Linked DNA regions of Homo sapiens: region 1 is linked to region 2. A link is a loop called in an ENCODE intact Hi-C map of the cell type or tissue named here. Cell type or tissue: CD4-positive, alpha-beta T cell. All regions are shown on one strand. Links, peaks and the distances in the headings refer to the core of each region. The heading gives the core; the rest is flanking DNA.

Region 1 (2,915 bases), core at 107-2,606, 66 kb after region 2:
ATGTGTATGGAAATTATTTATTCTGAGTCATCAGTTACTTTTCTTAGCTATAGTTGTTATTGGTACTGTAATGACTTGGCAGCGTTTCATCATTTTTTCTTATGTCTGGCTCACATTTGCGTGTGTTAACTCCATCTCACAAAAACCCAAACAAACACAAATTTCATAGGACCTACTTGGCATCTGGCAGTGTTTGACACAACTACCTAATTCCTTTATTGAAATTCATGATTGAGATGGTCCATCTTGAACTGATTCCAGCGTTCAGGCACGAACCTTTTCGCTGAGTCGCCTTGGGCCAATCACTGAACTTCTCTGAGCATTGGATTCTTGGTACAGGGATTGGATTAGAACTCTAAGTTACATCTAGCTCTGAAGGAAATTAGAGATTTTTGAACTTGATGAACATTTTCTAATTGTTCCTAGGGTAAATGTGCCACTCTTTAAGACTTGTTACTATTTTAAGATGCCACTGGAAACACAGAGGCCCTGCAAAAAGATGGACATTGGGTCCACCAAGTATCCAGACAGGGGCGGGGTTGGATGGTCCAGGAGTACACAGGTGACCTCCTGGGGAGCCAAGGTATTTCCCCCAAGGTGGGTGAGAAAGCAGGACATTTTCAGGTGAAACAGATGCTCAACAGAGCCAAGCTTTGAAGACACTTACATTTGGGGGACTGGACTACAAGAAAATATGAGTAATTCTCTTTAGAAGTGGTAATGGAAAACCACAAGAATCAGGATCATTTTCCTCAGCTGATAACTCATGAGGGCATAGAACAGAATTCTAGATCATTCCGTGGATATTTGAGGAAGACTTATAGTTCTCAAATGATCCCATGTATACTGATAGGTATTATCAGTACACCTGATATATATACTGTGATGTGTGTTAGCATTTTAGGTGGCTTAATACATAATACCCCTTTAGTTATCTCCTGAATTTTGGAGCAATTTTGGACCATTGAAGACAGGTAATTCATGTCAAAAAAAATGGCTTTTGATTTGCATCCCAAAGACTCCCTAACTCTTCTCCAAATTGAACTTATCCCCCTCAATCCATATCCTCACCCCTTCCTGGGACAAAGCCTACTCCATGCAGAGAACCTAGTAGCAAAGAGTATCAGAATCAAGGAGATAGGTTTGTTCTAAAAACCAGAAATGTTTTCTTGCTTTCTCCAAAAGTTCATCTATCAGACAGGTTACTAAAAGGAGATGGGAGAGATGTCAGGCCAGGAATATCCTGTAGCTGAAGTTCCTTCACTTGGAATCCCAAGGGGTGGGAAGGAAAGACTCTTTCTAACAATTAGCATTGAACTCATTGTTGCATTGGGAATTGCAGTGGAAAAATATGAGGATATGTATTCAACAAATATTTATTAAATGCCTACCAAGTACAAAGCACTTTTCTGGGTTCTAAGGTACAGCAGAGAACAAGAGATACAAGGTCCCTCTTTTTTTTTTTTTCTCTCCTTTTTTTGAGACAGGGTCTCACTTTATCACCCAGGCTGGAGTGCAGTGGTGCAAATACAACTTGCTGCAGCCTCAACCTCCACCTCCCTGGGCTCAAGCAATCCTCCCACCTCAGTCCCCCAAGTAGCTGGGACTATAGGCATGTGCCACCATGCCCAGCTAAATTTTGTATTTTTTGTAGAGACGGGGTTTCGCCATGTTGCTCAGGCTGGTCTTGAACTCCTGAGCTCAAGCAATGTGCCCACCTTGGCTGGCATGAGCCACCGTGCCTGGCCAAGTTCCCTCTTCTTATGGAACTTACATTCTTGGAGGGGGAAGGTAATAAGTAAACATATGAATAAGATCTTTTCAGATGTTCATAAATGCCTTGAGGAGATTAAATCAGTATCATATGATAGAGAGCAACTAGGGATAGAGTGAAGGAAGGTGACTCATTAAATAGGTGACCAGGTCAGGCCACTCTCAGGAGGGGCCGTATGGGCGAAGGAGCCAGCCACATGAAGGCCTGAGGGCGGGGTGAGAGGGAGCAGCTAGTTCTAAGGCCCCAGGTTGGAAAGGGCAGGGTGGACTCAAGGAGCAGAAGGAAGGCCAGCGTGTGCAGGTGATGGTGAGTGTGGGGACAGTGCCAGGACACGAGGTCAGAGAGGAAGTGGGTCCAGATCAGCTAGGAATGTGAGGTTTCCTCCTAAGATAACAGAAAGCCTTTAGAGTATCCAAACAGGTGTATTCCAATCACCTAGGGACTTCAGCTGAAGACCATGATTCAGGAAGCCTGGCAGGGCCTGAAATTCTGCATTTCTAACATCTTCCTGGGATGCTGTTGCTGTTGCTGTTGCTGTTGCTGCTGGTCCATAGACGTCACTGTCAGTGTCAAGGCTCTCCTTCTCCTTTAAAATGATCACTTTGGGCCAGGCATGGTGGCTCAAGCCTGTAATCACAGCACTTTGGGACCCCAAGGTGAGAAGATCACTTGAGACCAAGAATTCGAGACCAGCCTGGGCAACATAATAAGATCCCTGTCACCCCTGTCTCTACAGAATTTTTTTTTTTAATGATCACTTTGCTGTGTGGAGAGTGAAGAATCACAGAGGAAGAAGAGTAGAGGCGGGAGACCAGTTAGAAGCTGCTGAACTGCATGTGAGGGCATAGGCATCCAGGATAGTGTGACTGCAGCGCGAGGCTCCAAAATAAAGGGGCCCCCAGCAGGTCCCCTGAATTGTTCTGAATAGGTATATGCCCCCATATGCAGCTGCCCAATATTCAATTTCATTATCTATTTAACCGGCTAATATTCGGATTCAACTGTTGTTCATTGAGTACCTACTATATTTTAGACCAAGCACTCCTCAAACTTTAATGTGCAGAGTAATCACCTGGAATCTGGCAAAATGTGGATTCAGTTAAACAAAGTTTATGGGAGGCCATTGTTTTGGATTAGCCTC
Region 2 (2,915 bases), core at 254-2,753:
CACGAAGCAGTACAGAGTGGCTGGCCAGAAACCATGGTAGGGGAAGGGAAGAGGGTTGCTGCAAGGTAGGCGCCTACAGTAAAAGGAACTTGTACGTTACACTAACTGGTATGCAATGAGAAGCCACCGAACATTTTTAGACCACAGAGTGAGAGCAGATTTCTTATTCACAAACTCAACTCTATAAACAGAAAGGAAGAGCTGAAGCCATGAGAGAGCCTAGGGCAGGCGTCTGATACAGTCCTCATATTTGAACAGTGCTTTACAGTTTATAAAGTACTTGCACCTTTGTTGTCACGTGCACCTCTTCCCTCTCCTGAGTGGTGGGTGTTAAGCTTCCTCTGCAGACAAGGAGCCTGAATTCAGAGACATGAATGGCCCTGGGTTGCTCAGCTGGTGCAGCGGGCAGAGGGAGAGGTCAACATGTCACCGAGGTCCTTTGCCTTTTCGCCTCATGCCACAGGGAAGCATATTTCAGCAAAATACTGAAATATTTTTCCAACTTTTTAAATGAGATTTGACTTTCAAAGTAACTTTAATCTTGATTAAAAAAAAAAGTTTGACAAGACAAACAACTTTTATCCTGCAGGTATTGATTTAGTAGAACAGAGTGATGTCACTGTGCCTTGTTGCTGACATTTTCCTGTTATGATAGCCTTCTACAAGCTGATGGTTTGTTTTTTCTGATTAGCTAAAATGGAAAGAAAAATCTCCAGTGTGCTTTTATTAGGATAGGATATAACATATCTTAATTTATGTTTCAGTTATTTCAATAACTTTGATCATACCATTTTGTCATAGATTAAGTTGGCATTGAGGCTGTAATTTCTTGCTGTTTGGAAATGACTCTTTATTGAGTAAGGCAGATTTATTTTCTTTGTGCCATTATTGAAGATTATAGAAGTGGCTCTGCTTCCATTTTACCTAAAGTCGCATAGGCTGTGGCTGTTGAGCTTGCATTCTGAGCGTAGCTTTTTGTAGAGCTGTTCAGCCTTCCAACGCTTGTTGGATGACATCCAGCCCCACCCTGTTCTGCCACCTGCTCTGGAGAGGTCTAAAGCAAAATGTTCCAGTCATTTTTGTTTCTAAACCAGAAGCAAGTTTCTACATCTTTAATTTTGTTAAAATATAGTTGGAAGAGAGTAAGTCTAGGTCACAGAAAATTGAACTGTGCTGAGATGGAGTGGGTAGGTGGATAGTCCTTTAGATAATGAGTCGACTATTAGAATTTAAAGGCATCTTTCTAGAGAAGAGATGAAGAAGAAAACAGCTCTAACAGGTGCTCCATGCCCCAACTGAGCCTGTCTGAACTTACACATGGTCTAGAATTTATTGGATGATATATGTTTACTAAGGTAATTATAACATGTACCTGAAATGAGAGAGTTTTTGCAGGTAACTACTAAATTTGTAGCTGAATTTTCTGGAGGTCAAAGCAAAAAGGGAGTGAAATGTATCATATGTTACCATTGTCCAGTCTAAGGTGCACACTAGCTCATTGGGAAAGGGTGGCCTCTGTCTTCCTACCTCCCCCAAAAGGAGATATCTATTCGATCTTAGAGAATCATAGGGACAATACCTCCTTCAATATTTTTTTTTCCCCAGAAATGGGGACATGTTCTTCATGAGGCTGCACTATACATTGGCTGTTTATAAAAGTGAAAGCATAATATCAAACCACAGCTCAGTGGTGGTATTTCCCTGGGGAGCTGAACCTTTACAGTTTAGGTGTCCTACTTTTCATTGGTTTTATGTGTTTAGAAAGGAGAGAGAATAGAATATTGAGTTTGTGCCTGGTGGTTTCTCTTTATCGGTTTCTGCAGCCTTATTTTTGGCAGGAACAGGATAGCAGTCAGTTGAAGGATGCTATGTGCCCAAGGTATAACAAATCAGTGTGAATCGCACTGGGTGGGTGATTAAGGAGCCAGGCGATGTGCTGGTTCCTTCTTCCCTCTTACTGAGCAGCCTGCTTGGGGTTGGCTGGGCCTGGTGGAGAACTTACCTTGGGTGGGCCCTTCTGACCTTTTTTTTTTTTTGAGTTGGAGTCTTGCTGTGTCACCCACGCTGGAGTGCAGTGGCACAATCTTGGCTCACTGCAACCTCTGCCTCCTGGGTTCAAGCGATTCTCATGCCTCAGCCTCCTAAGTAGCTGGGATTACAGGTGTGCACCACCATGCCCGGCTAATATTTGGCATTTTTAGAAGAGACAGGGTTTCGATATGTTGGTCAGGCTGGTCTCAAACTCCTGGCCTCAAGTGATCCTCCCACCTCGGCCTCCCAAAGTGCTGGGATTACAGGTTGAGCCACCGTGTCCAGCCCCTTCTGAGCTTTCAGTGTTACTCCCCATCCCTAAGACATGAGATCTGGGCCAGAATCTTTCTCAGAGGGGGAAATTCCAAATGAACATATTTTGAATGTCTTAAAACCTTATCTGTTAGAGGAACTTTTAAGAAAAGATCAAACATACTTCCAATTTTACAATAGTTGTCAATTAGAGGATGGAATTGATTTTACTATTTTTCAACAACTTTATTAACATTTTTTTGCGAACCTCTTTTTCCAATTCAGCAAACTTTTGCAAGTCTTGACATATTCTTATTCTAGGCATTGGTGGGTACGTGATCTCACAAAATTGTTTAAGGAATTTTAAAAAAAATTATAGAAAATAGGATCTATGTTGAAAGAATTATAAAGTGCATTACAATTTGAGACTTAAATTTCCATATCTTTTAATTTTACCTAAATTTATATGAATTTTAAAATGGTGATTGTTGGCCAGGTCTGGTGGCTCACGCCTGTAATCCCAACAATTTGGGTGGCTGAGATGGGTGGGATCACCTGAGGTCAGGAGTTCGAGACCAGCCTGGCCAACATGGTGAAACCCCATCTCTACCAAAAATACAAAAATTAGCCGG

What was found. A loop is a pair of places that touch in the nucleus more often than their neighbours do. Peaks named below come from ENCODE experiments on the same cell type or tissue, not always from the same donor. Only the 100,000 strongest peaks of a DNase experiment are listed, where the experiment ranks them.
Region 1: a loop joins it to region 2, with 2.0 times the contacts of the local background. A loop is called at or near these places in 6 of 110 quality-filtered maps.

What each region holds. Positions count from the first base shown.
Region 1 is chr6:148,836,234-148,839,148 of GRCh38, forward strand. The region is part of intron 1 of UST (uronyl 2-sulfotransferase); the gene reads left to right. Among named protein-coding and RNA genes, the nearest start is that of UST, 91 kb to the left of the region's middle. In CD4-positive, alpha-beta T cell, for the core only: no CTCF peak of the experiment used is centred there; no DNase peak of the experiment used is centred there.
Region 2 is chr6:148,770,405-148,773,319 of GRCh38, forward strand. The region is part of intron 1 of UST (uronyl 2-sulfotransferase); the gene reads left to right. LOC107986659 (a long non-coding RNA gene) reads right to left here. Exons shown (of 2, transcript XR_001744408.2): 1 at 1-2,915. Among named protein-coding and RNA genes, the nearest start is that of UST, 25 kb to the left of the region's middle. In CD4-positive, alpha-beta T cell, for the core only: no CTCF peak of the experiment used is centred there; a DNase peak (open chromatin) is centred at 1,687; H3K27ac peaks cover 391 bases.